Linked DNA regions of Mus musculus: regions 1 and 2 are each linked to region 3. Evidence: chromatin loops called from intact Hi-C (ENCODE). Cell type or tissue: left cerebral cortex. All regions are shown on one strand.

The links. A loop is a pair of places that touch in the nucleus more often than their neighbours do. Peaks named below come from ENCODE experiments on the same cell type or tissue, not always from the same donor. Only the 100,000 strongest peaks of a DNase experiment are listed, where the experiment ranks them.
Region 1: it touches region 3 in a loop (2.2-fold over the local background); 2 of 42 quality-filtered maps call a loop at or near these places.
Region 2: it touches region 3 in a loop (2.3-fold over the local background); 3 of 42 quality-filtered maps call a loop at or near these places.

The regions. Positions count from the first base shown.
Region 1 is chr10:107,972,592-107,977,591 of GRCm38, forward strand. Gm29685 (predicted gene, 29685) reads left to right here. Exons shown (of 6, transcript NR_131147.1): 6 at 3,382-5,000. Among named protein-coding and RNA genes, the nearest start is that of Gm29685, 28 kb to the left of the region's middle. In left cerebral cortex, no CTCF peak of the experiment used is centred here; a DNase peak (open chromatin) is centred at 3,053.
Region 2 is chr10:107,947,487-107,952,486 of GRCm38, forward strand. All of the region lies in intron 1 of Gm29685 (predicted gene, 29685), which reads left to right. Among named protein-coding and RNA genes, the nearest start is that of Gm29685, 3.3 kb to the left of the region's middle. In left cerebral cortex, a CTCF peak has its summit at 2,605; DNase peaks (open chromatin) are centred at 1,470 and 2,655.
Region 3 is chr10:108,037,445-108,042,444 of GRCm38, forward strand. No RefSeq gene overlaps it. Among named protein-coding and RNA genes, the nearest start is that of Gm29685, 93 kb to the left of the region's middle. In left cerebral cortex, no CTCF peak of the experiment used is centred here; DNase peaks (open chromatin) are centred at 2,763 and 4,534; H3K27ac peaks cover 1,535 bases.

The sequences.
Region 1 (5,000 bases), 65 kb before region 3:
CAGACACTGTTGCTGATGCCAAGAAGCACTTGCTGACAGGAGCCTGGTATAGCTGTCCCCTGAGAGACTCTGCCAAAGCCTGACCAATACAGATGCAGATACAGGGACCCCAGTGGAGGAGTTAGGGGAAGGACTGAAGGAGCTGAAGGGGTTTGCAACCCCATGGGAAGAACAACAATATCAACCAACAAGACACCCCCCCCCCTTCTCCCAGAGCTCCCAGGGACTAAACCACCAACCAAAAAAGTACACATGGAGAGACCCATGGCTCCTACTGTATATGTGAGAGAGGATGGCCTTGTCCGGCATCAATGGGAGGGGAGGCCGTAGGTCCTGTAAAGGCTTGATTCCCCAGTGTAGGGGAATGCTAGGGCAGTGAGGTGAGAGTTGGTGGCGGGGGGGGGGGGGTAGAGCCCTCATAGAAACAGGAAGAAGAAGTGATGGCATAGGGATTTTTGGAGGGGAAAGCAGGAAGGGGGACAACATTTGAAATGTAAACAAATAAGATAACCAACTAAAAAAAACAAGATTACTAAAGGATAAAAGGATTGAGTGCTAGTCACACATAAACCCATAGAGACGTTCCCCTTCCTGATTTGTACTGTGTTGTCATGTCAGCCAAGCTCTGTTAGCTTAAATACTATATTATAATTGTAGAACACCTACATAATACAGAGTGAAGAGTTGTGGTCATAGTTCTGTTTACTTGGCCAATTTAGAAACCCAAACAAGGTCATTTGAACTGGTTCTATGGGTCTTTCTGGTTTTGCCCAACTTGGTTGAATTTACCTTTTTGTACAGATCCTCCCATATAGGGAAGAATAAGAGACCTCTGTAAAATCATGCCTCAGAATAAAGAGGTTGTCACGGATATGTGACATCTATACTCCATTTATTAATGTCAAGAATTTGTCTTGTATGGACTCCCAAGATCGATAATTTCATACAGATGGGTAGGAGATGTTTATATCAGTTACACTTCCAAGGACTTGAAGCAAATAGGATGGGATATGAGGAAAGTTGGAATGGAATTGAAGTCTCAGCACAGGCCTCAGTGTGTTCCCTAGAGTCCCCAGAAGGGCTGTCCCCTCACATCTGAGCTGAACTAAAGCAAGGAGCCAGGCCTCTGTGTCCATTTTTATTTCATATCTCCACCCAAATCAACCAGCCATAGAAACTATGCTGCTTCCAAGAAGGAAATGAGGAGGGAATTGGGAACAAGCTCTCTGTACCCAGCACTTCTGATCCCCAAGGGAACAAGGTCACTGCTGTGACAGCAGGTTCTGCTATAAAGTATGAGCACAGAGAGAGGACTCTGGGGGTGGAGAATGGAGAATGCAGGGACACAAGCCATTCACCTTGTCTTGCCCCCAAAGTGTCCATCGGTCCTGGTACTGCCTTAAAGGACCAAGTACACACACACACACACACACACACACACACACACACACACCTCTTAAAAAACTGATTTTAAAGTAGATGTGTCATGTTGATGGAATCATTTAATAATTATCTTATTCCTTTATGAATCTACAATTCTTTTGTAACAACACTTCATATTGAAAAGAATTTCCATAGGATAAAACCTTATTTTCTTTCATCAGTCTTTCTCAAACTGGAAAGAGAATATCCTTAGGGTGTGTGTGGGGTGTGTGTATGTGTGTATGTGTGTGTGAATATGTGTGTATATAGGTGTGTAAACATGTATATATGTGTGCCTCTCTATATACATATATATATGCATATATATGCCTGTGTATACATCTATATATTTGTATATACATATGTGTATGTATGTGTATGCATGTATATATGTATATGCATATCTCCAAAAAGTTTATACATGTTTCACATTTAAAACATAGTAGAAATGAAGAAAACATTTGTACTAAAGAATGAGAGACATGAGGACTTAAATCTTGCCTGTATTGAGCCTTGGAAACTGCTCTGTGGGGGGGGGGGGGATAAATACATGAAAAGTTTAATTTTAAGATAAAAAAAACTCAAGGATCTTTTAAGAGACTATTTTTAAAGGGAAAAAACCCAAAACTGTCACATGCATGAACACCTACACTTACCTGTCCAGACACAAAAATATATATTGAGGATTAAAGGTATGTAGATAAATATGGAACTTGCTGGCTGAGTATGAAGGTGCATGTCCACAAATCAGGACAGTGAAATGACAACATGGACAATGACTACTAACTGATAGGAATGGTCACTATAAGGGGCCTAGACATTTTATTATGACCAAGAACAAACCAACAGAAGTATACAAACGTAGGGGAGTTGAATTTGTTACTTTAGAAAATCCATTCCGTTTTTTTACATTAAAAAAAAATCTCTCTTTATCGTTTATTTACCAGTTGTCACGTTGGTGAGAAAAACAAATCTTTTCTACCATTCTGACCCCAGTATCTGTTTGCCACTGAACTGAGGCCAGGCTGACTCTGATGTCCAGGTGCTCAGGCAGCCAGCTGATGGACCAATCCTGTAAGGAAGTTTTGATGGCTATAGATTCAAGACAAACGGGTCCTGTGTCCACACAACTCACATTTGTGTTTGATTTCCCTCAAGATTCTGTACCGCCCCCTAATTGCCCTACAATCCTAATTCTAAAACCTTGGACTCTGTGGCTGCCCTCCAGTTCAAAGGGCCACTCTGAAGTTCCACTGTGTCTCTTCTTCCCACTGTCTTTTCTCAAGTATGTACACTCGAGCTTCTTGGATTCCCATCAGATAGGAAATTGTGACTCTAGGGAAATGAGCCAAAATTAGCCCATTTTCTCCTTAGAAGAAACTTCTTCTCCATAGACACAATCCTATTTGCCTTAAAACCATAAACTACTTAATATGCAACATCAACCTTCTCTTGTTGCTGAAACTGACTAAAAAGGAAAAAGAAACAAAAGAGAGGAAAAAAAAGATCTCAAATGTAAGACAAGAGTTCAAGGACCTTTCTCAGCCGAATCAGCCTGATAAAAGTGGCTTTTCCAAGGTGACTATTTTTAGCCCTCGTCTTCTCCCTACCAAAATATGTTCTCACTAGTACAAAATGTTAGCTTACATGCGCTAAGACTCGTTTCTCCCTGGTTGTGTGTTTAGTAAAAATAACTCCACCCAAGTAAAGCAAACGGTTTCTGAGAGTTTGAAATGATGTCGATGGAAGGCAGGTTTCATGTGACTCTAATAGATAAACTGTATCAGATGACCGTGTGGAGATTAATTGTTTGAGCTATTATTACTGCATTTTATAAGCATATTGAATTTATTGCCTCTTATAATTGCACACTGTGGACATAGGAGACCCAAAGGTCCTATTATGTAGAAGAAAAAAAAAAAACCTTATATTCTTCTGCTCTGATTCCAATTTTACCAGATGGCCCACATCAGCAATTCCTGGACATTATCTTTCAAAAACACCAGTCAGCATCCCCTGGTAATGGGCAAAGAGACTCCTTTTGGTGACTGTGGCCTTCTTTCAGTCAGGGGCATAGCAGATGGCCGTCCGTTGTTCATCCTAGCTTGGTGACCAAAGCAATCTTATGCCTAGGCCACCAGAAAATCAAACCAAATCAAATCCAAGCAGCACAGAATGGAAGGAGGAAGACAGAACTGCATTCTACCATCCTATCCAGCGCAGGTGAAGAAAGATGCCCACAGACCTGCCCTCCACCCCCACAGCATGAGCAGGCCATAGACACACAGAGCCGAGACGACCACTACGTGACATAGCATAGGAAGAAGAAGACACAGACCTGTGGACCACCATGCCAACCAGCTGCATGACCAGCCTTCAGCAGGAACCACCACAGTGTGAAAGTATTTGGTGGTGGTCAGATAGGAGAGAAAGAGAGATGGAGCAGCTTGAACATTATGAAGAGCGACAGAACTGGAGACTCAAGGGTGGAGATGAATCGTCTGTTGTGAGTGGACCTACAGCCATGGTGAGGTCCCAGCCTAAGCTGCTGCTGAGGGCCATGTCTGGGACTGTGGCTATGCATCATCAGGGATCAGTATTGATGTCCCCATGAGAGGTTATGTGGGTGTCCAGAGGATGTACAGAACTGGCCCTGCCCCTCACTGGCTCTGGAGAGCCTCACTGGTGGTAGCACTCACTTGTATTGCCCAGTGGGCCCTGCGCTTAGTCAGGCAGCACATTGGAGCTGGCCCCAGTGGTGGGGGAGTGGTAGAGCAGGCCCCAACTGTGTGAATGTGGGAGAACTAACCCCTCCATTTGTCTGCTTAGAATGACATGGACACAGAGGTGATCTGCACCCCCAACCCTGGCAATCAAGAAAGCTGTCCCCAGGTTCTTGAGCACAAGAGAACTAGTCTTGCCCTTCATCTGCTGAAGCACTTGGGACAGCAGACCCTGCACCTCACCTGGACAGTACAGCAGAGCTGATGCTGGTGATGGGGGACCAAGTGAGCTGGCCTTGAGGGTAAGAGTATGGGAGAGCTGGCCTAGCCACTCATCTGCCATGAGGTAGTGTGGATGCTCACCACCTACAGTAATCAGTAGTAGGGAGAGCTGTCCCTGAGAGCAGGAGAGCTAGTCCCTCTCTGAGGCTACTCAGTCACTGGCTGTAGCACTTAAGAAATTGGAAACCTCACCTGGGCAACACAGTGGAGCTTGCCCTGGTGGTGAAAGCACAGGTGAGCACCAAGGATGAGAGAACAAGAGAGCTGATCTAGCCTCTGGCAGGCTGCAGCATTTGGTTAGAGTGAGTTTGACTGGACAGCACAGTGGACTGGCCCAGGAGGCACAAACACAGATGAGCTGACCCCAAGGATGTTACAGCAGGAACACCAACCCTGCCTCCTGCCAATGGTGGCACTGGGTGGCCTAGCCAGAGCAGTTCTGGAAAGCTAGCCATGATGGTGTGGATAAGGAAGAGCCAGTTGGATGACCAGATCAGCTACCACCCAAGATAAGATCTAGGGCTCTAAGCTGACCCACCCCAAAATCTGTATCATCTGCTACTGCTTGGGACC
Region 2 (5,000 bases), 90 kb before region 3:
TAGCTACACTCCCATCCCAAGAAAATAATATTATTGTAAAGTAAGGGAAGCCTCCATAAACAAATAGTCACCTTGCAGTTAGTAACCCTGGAGGCTCACTGTGAGTTCACAGCAGCCCAGTTCTTTCCAGTTTCAAATCTATGTAGTAGGCTTTTACATGTTGCAGTGGGGACCTGGAATATATAAGCCACAGGAACACACCTAATTATAATGTGTTATGGCTTGTACTATGTACCTCAAAAAGAAATGCTGGATTCCTAGCACCCAGTACTTCCGAGGGTGTCCTGAACTGGAGACAGGGACTTTATAAAAGTGATCCATCAAAATGAGGACATCAGAGTAGACCCTGATCCAAAGTGACTGGCATTCTTATAAAAGAGGAAATTTACAGAGACATCAACAGGCAGAGAGGGGATGAAGTGACAAGACACAGGGAAAGACAGTATCCATGAGTCACAGAGACAGGCCTAGGACAGAGCCTACCATCTCACAACAGCTCTGTGGCACCTGGATGTCAGGCTTCTAGCATCCAAACCTGGAAAAGTAAAATTTAGTTTATGGTAGGCTGTCATAGCTGTCCTGTCAAACTAGTGAAAGCATCCTGGTGTCCATATATCACAGGTCAGCCTATTCTAACCACAAAGAGTCCCACTTGTCAAAAGAAACTACTTGTGAATTTAGAAACCATGTTTGCCTGTTAGCAAGACACTCTCTCCATAGTAAGAGGTACATCTGTTGCAGTGACTGGGCACTTTCAATGTTTCTTGAGCAACGATAAAAATGTCTGTGGTTTTGTGGCTGGCATTGCACAAAGGAAGGGGAAAATTGTCTAATGAACCACTTTTGAGGAGTGAGACTTTTCCTACCACCCTTGAGTGGTCACCAAAACTCATAATAAAGTCTAAACCATGAGATCATTCTGAAATTTCTTTTTAGAATATGTGATATTTTTAAAATTCATAGACTAGCAACAGTCATTTATTATTATTGTCATCAAGTTTATGTACCGTGCATAATGGTATATGCTAGGGCTTCCCACGGATTGGCTAAGTACTGTGTTTGTTTATATCAGCAATGTAACAACCACTATTTTATTATGGTGGCTGCAGGGTTATTAGGCAATAGGAACTTTTTTTTATTTTTTTATTAGATATTTTCTTTATTTACATTTCAAATGCTATCCCGAAAGTTCCCTATACCCATGTGCTTGTAGAGCCGTGGCATATGTAATATGTACTAGGGAAGTGAATTGTTGATAAGAAAATAGAGGTCTCTATTCTTAGCTACAGAAATCTATTTACATTTTAGCGTTGGCAAGACTTTTTGTTTGGAAGTGCTGGTGAAAGCAAATCTCTCCCTTCCAAAGTGAGCTCTCCATATGCTAATTTCACACGATGAACATACTTGAGATCACTTTTGCACGACTCGTGAATCCACAAACGACTTTAGGGAAGCAGAAATTTACTTGCCATCTTCAGTCAATTCTATCGTTCCAGATGGCTTTCATATTTGTGTCCTTCAGTATATCCTAACTTAAACATGCATCTCCCAACACCTGCTCTCTTTCTTGGATATTTCTGTTGAGTTTTCCTCCCACCCTGTCACCCCACGGCACTAATTATCATACCTTATAGATTCTACATTCATATCATCTGCATTTGTTTGGAACTATGTTGCCTTATTTCAATTTACTTGCCTCTCCCACTAAAGAAGTCTGTTAAATGAACCCCATCTCCAATACATCCCTGCAATACAAGACAGCCATTTAGTTTATTGACTAAGCACAACATCAAAGTTATTATCCTTAAAAGTGCTTCAATTCCTAAAAGTAATATCCAACATATGATGGCTTTATTATGTACACTGTATTCATTCCTGCTCTTTACCCACTCCTACTCTTATTTACTACGTGTATTCATGTTCCCTTTTCCTACAGCTTCCTTTGTAACTTTCATCTTACCCTGAATGTCCTCACTGCTCATCTCTGCCATTCACTCAATTCCATGGGACCAATCTCAAAACTAACTCTTTCTTAAGTAAAATGTTCTAGAGTTGTGGAACTTCTACCCTGTGCCTAGGTCCAGTGGATGTATGAACCCAGTCATTTGGAGTTTATATGTGCAAATTCCATGTATTGCATGACCTCATCACTGGACTCTGGCTATCTTCTGAAATTCAATTCATTAATCTATCTACCTATCGATGAACAACTATAAAAGCTATAAAAGCTCCAGGTAGCTTCATAACAATTCAACTCAGAATCTTCATATCAAATAAGTTTTCTGCAATTTTATTTTAAATTCAGTTTTCAGAGCTTTATAGATTTGGGAATTATGAAAAGTGTTGTCTGCCTGGGATACTTTTCTCAGATTAAAAATATTCTTATAGATTGATTGACTAATTTCCACTTCAGTTATTTTGTTTATAGCCATTGCATAAGAAAAATTCTTGTGCAGGTAATGTATTGAATATTTATATTCACGCATCAATAGGAGCCAACCAGACAAACAGAAGCCATTTTAGACTCCATTAAAAAAAAAGCTTCACTTAGGGGCATCAGTCACATAAATGACTAGAGGAGCAAGCAGACATGAATGAGGAAGCCACAGAGTGGCACTATCATACCAGTAAGCCTCTGCCACCTCTAGGGAATGCAGATAAGGGTGGAGGCAATGATGCAAGAACCCAAGGTTAAGGAAAGAAGGAATCCTGGTGAGTCTGCCCAGCAGAAAAAGTCAACTTAGTGAGTGTAACCTAGTCACAGACTCAATTCGATCCAAATTGAAATCCCAGCGAGCCGCTTCCCAGATGTCAACGAGCTGCTTCTAAAATTCATGAAAAGAGGCAAGAGACTCATAATAGACAACACAATGCTAAAAGAGAAGAATAAAGTTTAAGAAGAGACATGACACAGCTGAAAGACTATCTGTCAGACTGCTGTAATCAAGACAGTAGCATTCATCAAGAAAAAGACAAATAGATCAACAGAATACAAAAGAAACCCAAAGTAGGCTCAAATATAGTCATTTTTTTCTCCAGCAAAGGACAGTCTTTTCATTGAATATGCTAGAATGTGATATCCTCATTTTAAAAAAAAACTGTATCTAGCAACATCTTCAGGAACATTGTCACAAGGCAAATGATAAACCTAAATTTGAAGTTGAAACTCTCATAAGCCAACAAAGAAGAAGCCTTGGTTACTTAGGTGATCTGTAAAAGTCCAATATAAAAGGCAAAATCCATGAAAAAAATAACTGATAAGCTGGAAAGAATATCAAGAGAATGAGAACATAAATTCCAGACAGTGCTTACAAGTGGCACATAGAGACTACCATCCAAACCTCACAATGATTCCTAAAGTTCAATGATAAAACCACCAACCAAAGACTACACATGGAGGAACCCATGGCTCCAGCCGCGTATGTAGCAGAGGATGACCTTGTAGGACATCAGTGGGAGAAGAGGTCCTTGGTCCTGTGAAGGTTCGATGCCCCGGTGTAGGGGAATGCCAGGGCATGGAGGCGGGAGAGGGTGGGGGAGCACCCTCATAGAAGCAGGGGGAGGGGGAATGGGATAGGAGAGTTCCGGAAGCTTGGTGAGAAATGCGAAAGGGATAAAATTTGAAATGTAAATAAAGAAAATATCCAAGAAAAAGAAAAACAAACAGCCCAATATTAAAACAGGACAAAGGCATGGAGATACCGCACTGGAGAAGATGCTCGGATGATAAATCAGCATGTGAAAAGACAACTCATACCGCTCATCATTAACACTGACAACAAGCATCCAATGTTGGCCATTGTAGACAGCACCGAGGACTCTGATTTGTCGCTGGTGGGAATGCAGAATAATGGTACAGCCATTTTGCAAGCCACTTTGTTAGGGGCTTACTCTGGTTTGGTTTGGTTTGGTTTGGTTTGGTTTGGTTTGGTTTGGTTTGGTTTGGTTTGGTTTGGTTTGGTTTGGTTTGAAACAGGTATTAGCACAGGTAAGCCTCACCCTCATTAGGTAGCCAAGAATAGCCTTCAACTTCCGGTCCTCCTACCTCCGACTTCCAGAGAGCTGGGTATATAAGTGAACACCACTGTTGGAAGACCCTGCTTAATAAACAGCAGTCCACCATGACCCGATAGCTCTCCGGAGTAAAATGGAAGACTCCCTTTCTTGGCGGGGCTTCCCTTTCTCCACTGACCTTATCTCTAGTGTCTTTAAGTACAGATGCCTGACCCTGCTGCAGGATGAGCCTGCACAGAGCTGCCTGCAAGTCCTGCATGATTCAGCCAGTAAGTCCCACTCTGCTCTTCTTGCCATATGATGACTAAGTACGAGGTTATTATCTCTTACATATCCCTATCCCTGAACACTGAAGTAGAGCTGTCTCACTGGGGCTGCCTCCACAAGTCCTGCCGTCATACTCACAGTTCTCTGAACCCTACTTGCCGCTTGGGTCCCCTCTGCCCTCACAGGTCAGTGGTTAATGACCCTGAGGGGAGAGGGAACCCACACACCACCGTGCTTTGTGTATGCTAGACAGTCTACTAACAGAGTTACAAACCTAACCCTGGTTTCGCTGCTTTTTTAATGAACCCAGGCACACTTTTTTTCATGGGAATCTAAGCCTCCTTAGTACTTATACAGAAGAATCCAAAACTTTGGTACACACACACACACACACACACACACACACACACACAAACCAATGCTTTTTACATGGATATTTATTTATTTATTTTTGGCTTTTCAAGACAGGGTTTCTCTGTATAGCCCTGGCTGTTCTGGAACTCACTTTGTAGACCAGGCTGGCCTCGAACTCAGAAATCTTCCTGCCTCCGCCTCCTGAGTGGTGGGATTAAAGGCATGTGCCACCACGCCCGGCTTACATGGATATTTTAAATCTTATTTATGACAGTTCCAACTTGTAAGTATGTGTATAAATTCACAAATTGTCATATTCAAAACACATATTGTTGCTTAAAGGTAACACGAGACCCAGTAGAATT
Region 3 (5,000 bases):
ATAGCCTACGATAGTTTTGCACACTAAACTCCATATTGAATGGGGGCTAACAAAGCTATCAGGTGCTCTAGATTAGAAGGTTTCATTAATTTAATAAATATATGTTGGCAGACATTTTGGGACAGTGTCAAACATTGAGATGGCTTTAAAAAATCGAAGTGGTTTTCTATACTCATGAAGAGCACTTGCATGAAGTCAAACATTACTTAAATGATCGTGCATGTGTATACACTTGCATCCTAACATATGTGCAAGGAAGGACTAAAGCTAAATGCTGTAAGAGTCAGGCTAAAATTCTTATCTGAGAAATGGAGGCCTAAGGTAAGAATAAATGGAGATTGAAAAAAACTATCAAGCTGGAGAAGGGGAGGCAATTATTTCTAACAAAGGAAATGGTGTTGTGAGACCCTACAAGACCCATCAATAATTCTAACTTTCCAGGGGTGGGGGAGGGCCAGAGAACATTGTCCCTGGACTATAGGAATTGAACGAAAGAGGAGCTACATTAGAATGGTCCGGGAACACAGACTGAAAATCCCTTCAAAGTTATGATAGCCTCTATCCCAAAATAATCATGGTAAATCACCGAAGGGATTTTACTCGCAAAAGCAATCTGAGTATTCTAACTTGCATTTGAAAGCATTACACTGCCCACCCGAGGATAAACTGTAGGAAAGGGAAAGAGGGGACCTTGGAAAAAACAAATAGGATAACTGTGCATGAGCCCAGGCTAGAGAAAGTAGTAGTGTGTGCTAGAATGGTGGCAATAGGACAAAGGAAAGTAAAGGACTTCAGGGAAATGTAAGAGTGAAATCTGGCAAGCTTTGTTGATTGATGTGGTTTAGACATGTTGATCCTTTGAGATGTCCAGATAATGATTTCCACTAGGCAGTTGGGTATAAGAGTGAAGAACACAAAAGTCTGAGTGTAAGTTCAGGATTTATCAGTCAACTGATTAAAAATTGAGTCATAGATTTTAAAAATAATAATAATAATAATAAGCCGGGTGTGGTGGCACATGCCTTTAATCCCAGCACTTGGGAGGCAGAGGCAGGCGGATTTCTGAGTTCGAGGCCAGCCTGGTCTACAGAGTGAGTTCCAGGACAGCCAGGGCTACACAGAGAAACCCTATCTCAAAAAACCAAAAATAAAATTAAAAAAAAATAAAATAAAATAAAATTATATAAAATGGAATGCATGTCCTATAGAGAGATATAGCACACAGATCCTAGTATTGGAAGGAGTTCCAATAAAAGATTTGATGCCGAAATTGAGAAGTATTAGATTAGTGGAGAGACTTCATCTCTAAGGCTCTTCACAAGAAATTCCTTTCCTGCATCCCTCCTCTGGCAAAGGACAAGGCAGCAACGAAAAGGTAAAGATGCTTGAGTCTACTGAAGGATGGACAGGTGATTCCCATCATAATACCTGCTGCTTTGACCAAAGCTTTGCAGGACCTGTTTCTAAGTTCAACTCCTTTCTCCTTTACTAGTCTTCTTTCCACGGACACTGATGGGGTTTTTTTTCTTTAATACACATGGTTGTGTACATGTTCATGTGTGAGAATGAGCACATTCTCACATGAGAATTGGTTCATGTGCACGCAGAAGAACACGCATGTGCATGCATGTGTACATGGATGCTGGACCACAGCTTCAGGGTTGAGCCTAAGGAATACCACCCACCTCTTTTGAAACATAATCCTCAGCAGCACGGAGCTCAACAATTACCTTAGACTCACTGGCGGTGGAACTCCAGGGCTCCTAATGTCGCCACATCCCTGGAAGTAGGATTGCAAGGATGCACCATCACACCTAGCATTTTTAGGTGGGTTCTGGGAATCAAACTCATTTTGGTAAGGCAAGTGCATTATGGACTGAGCCGTTCTCTACCAGCCCCTTGAGTATAATAAATCTAGTGGATTTGAAACTTAATCTCAATCACAACCAGTCTAGAGAAGTAAATTAATGAAGTATAGGATGGAAATAGCAAAGTGCTGACTATTATGTTTAGAGAAAGGTAACTGTAAAGGAGAAGAAATTGCTGGAAAGCAAGAAGGCAAGTCTGGATGGCATGGTGTCTTAGATGCTAGAATGAACACAACACATATTACACACACACACACACACACAGAGAGAGAGAGAGAGAGAGAGAGAGAGAGAGAGAGAGAGAGAGAGAGAGAGAGAAGAGTGGGCAAGAATGCTGGGAACCCAGAAAAAAAAATGGAAAGTGTCCATTGTATTTAAATCACAGGGTTCACTGGTGACCTTGGCCAGCATTGTTACCAGCTAGGAGAAACAGCTAAGTTGGATGTTGGAATTGGAGATGGGAAAAGAAATTCGCTGTATAATGAGAACTCTTGGGAGGAAAACACAAAAGGGGGTTTGAAAGGAATGTGGTTTTCAAGAAAAAAAGTTGTCTTTGAGATGGGAGAAGAGCAAATAGGCTTACATGTAACTGGGAACAATGAAACCATGAAGATATCTGGTAAACAACAGAGTGGAAGACCACTGAGGAGGAAGAAGTGAGTGAGTTGCCTATGATGAGGGGATGGGATTCTAAGCATAGGTGATGAGATCAGCTGATAACCATTTGCTAAAACAAAGGGAAGAGAGCATGGGTTTGGATGGAGTATGGGCTTGGTAGCAAGAAGCCAAGGGAGTTCCATCTGATGCCTTCTATTTTCTTCAGGAAGTAGGAGGAAAATTCATCTGTTTAAAATGAGGAGTTAGGAAAACATGAGATTTGAATAGAATGCAGAATTTTCACAAAACAGTTTCTGCAGAGAGGACAAGACTTGCCAGGGAAACAGAGACCCTGGCAGGCTGAGACAAGGTGCTGGATGAGCTGAGTGTCTTGGCACCTGTCTGCTCCAGTGAGCCATGCTTGTGACTGTTCCAGGCTGCTGCTCAAGGCTGAGAGAAGACACTCATGCATCCTCAGGAGTTGGGAGTATGGGCTTAGAGTGTTACTCACACAATGGGCTGTGGGGTCTCCACCAGAGGATGATAAGCACATGACAAGAAAAGATGAGGGCTCACTTGGTTGGAGGGCTTGCATAACATGTAAGAGATCCCGGGTTCCATTCCCAGAACCACACATGGCACATGCCTGTAATTCCAGCACCCGTGACATAGTAAGAAGATGACCGGAAATCAAGATCATTCTCCACAATAAAGTGAGATCAAGATCAGCCTTGGCATATGAGACCCTGTCCCAAAATCAGGAGAAAGGAAGAAAGAAGAGAAGGGAGCAGGAAAGAAGAGAAAGGGAAGAAGAGAAAAGGAGAGATTGGGGCAGCATACTAGGATTGTGTTTCTCAAGGACTGGGTTTTTTTTTATAATATCAAGAATATAATTTGAGATGAGAGAGGGGCCTAAGAGTCTGCAGGTGTAACAAGTTCTTGAGAAATACTGATAGTGCTGGCTACATATCAAACTTAATAGGAGTTAGAAATTAGAAGTTCAAATAAGATCAAACACAGTGCTAAATTTGAGGAGAGAAGAGAGAGATGAGGAGGTCTCTCTTGGGTCCCTAGAGCTGCGGTAGATTAATTCTGAGCAGGGCTAAATAAATTCCATTAACTACACAATCTATCATATAGTTGCCAATATCACAAGCACATTACGTGCCCTGTCCTGGATACCTAAGAAAGTCTAAACAAAGGATATGCCTTGCTCTCTTGGTCAACTAGACTCTAATTCAGTAATAACAGCAGTAATCTACAATAGAGAGAGTAGGAACACACACAGAAATAGCTGGACTTTTTTTAAAAAATAACTACTGCAATTAGAATCTCATCATAAACTTCCAGTGCATCCTGGAAGCTCAGGAGAGCAAGCTAAGCTGATCTGTAAAGTGACAGATGGGAAAAAGAGATCAGAGGGCTAGGACTTTAAACACACGATAATAGTAAGGCAGAGGAAGGAACACTGTCAGAACTTCGGGGAAGAAAGACGCTAAGTCCGCATGTAAGAGAAGCACAAGTCTCCATGGCTCAAAAAAAAAAAAAAAAAAAAAAAAAAAAAAAACATTCAGTTTCCTCTGGATCCAGTAATATAGAAGGATTAAAAAGACAAAATAAGCAAACAAAAAAACCTAATGTGTTTCTGTCATCAAGCCAAACTTTCTCAAAACATTGTAATTCAGCTTTTAGTTCCTAAATAAGTAACAAAAGTAGGTTTTTTTTTCCTTTTTCTTGTATTGAATGGACCCCTGGAACTTGTAGTCAACAGAAAATCCGGTCAAAAGCCGTGTTATTAGAGATTCACCGTGTTTGATGGTTCAACTTTAATTCTGCTTGATGTTTCATTTTCTTGAAACATCTCCCATGCAGTGGGTTGGTCTTAGAAACCAGTAACTCTGTGGTGGTGTTCCCCTTTTGGAAAAAGCATTTTAAATATCATATGGAGTAAGTTGCCACGAATCAGAACAATAGGTACAACCACACCTTCAAACATATGGTCTCTGTGTGTAATGTATGTGGGAATGTACTTTTATGTAACACAGCACCACTTACGATGACAATGCAGAATAAAATGAATGGCATTACCTTACCCTGGTACAGGGAAGTGTAAAAAGCTACCCAAGTAGAAAGTCATGGCAGAAGAAGGCTCTAGGTCAGGTAAAAATTCAGGACATGCTAAACAGCACTGTGTAAACTCCCTATGCAAGCCTGATGTCTCTGTCCAGAGGACGAATATCACAAGCCTAAGAGCATGTCCTGGTTATCCAACAGTCGCTTTCTAACATTACAATTATATAAATGAGGGACATGGTCATTTCTGCCATCGTGACATACCAGCAGGGTGAAAAAAGAAACAGGGATTTCCTGATGCTGCACAAAACATACAAACTGAAAGGTGTCTGGCTCTGACTACTGTCTATTCCATCCTTATCCCCCCAAAACTGATATGTTATTGGACAGAAGTCACTATTTATCATGAAGCATTAGTAGCCAATGTACAGAAGGAGCTATTTACCCCTAGAGCCCTGAGTC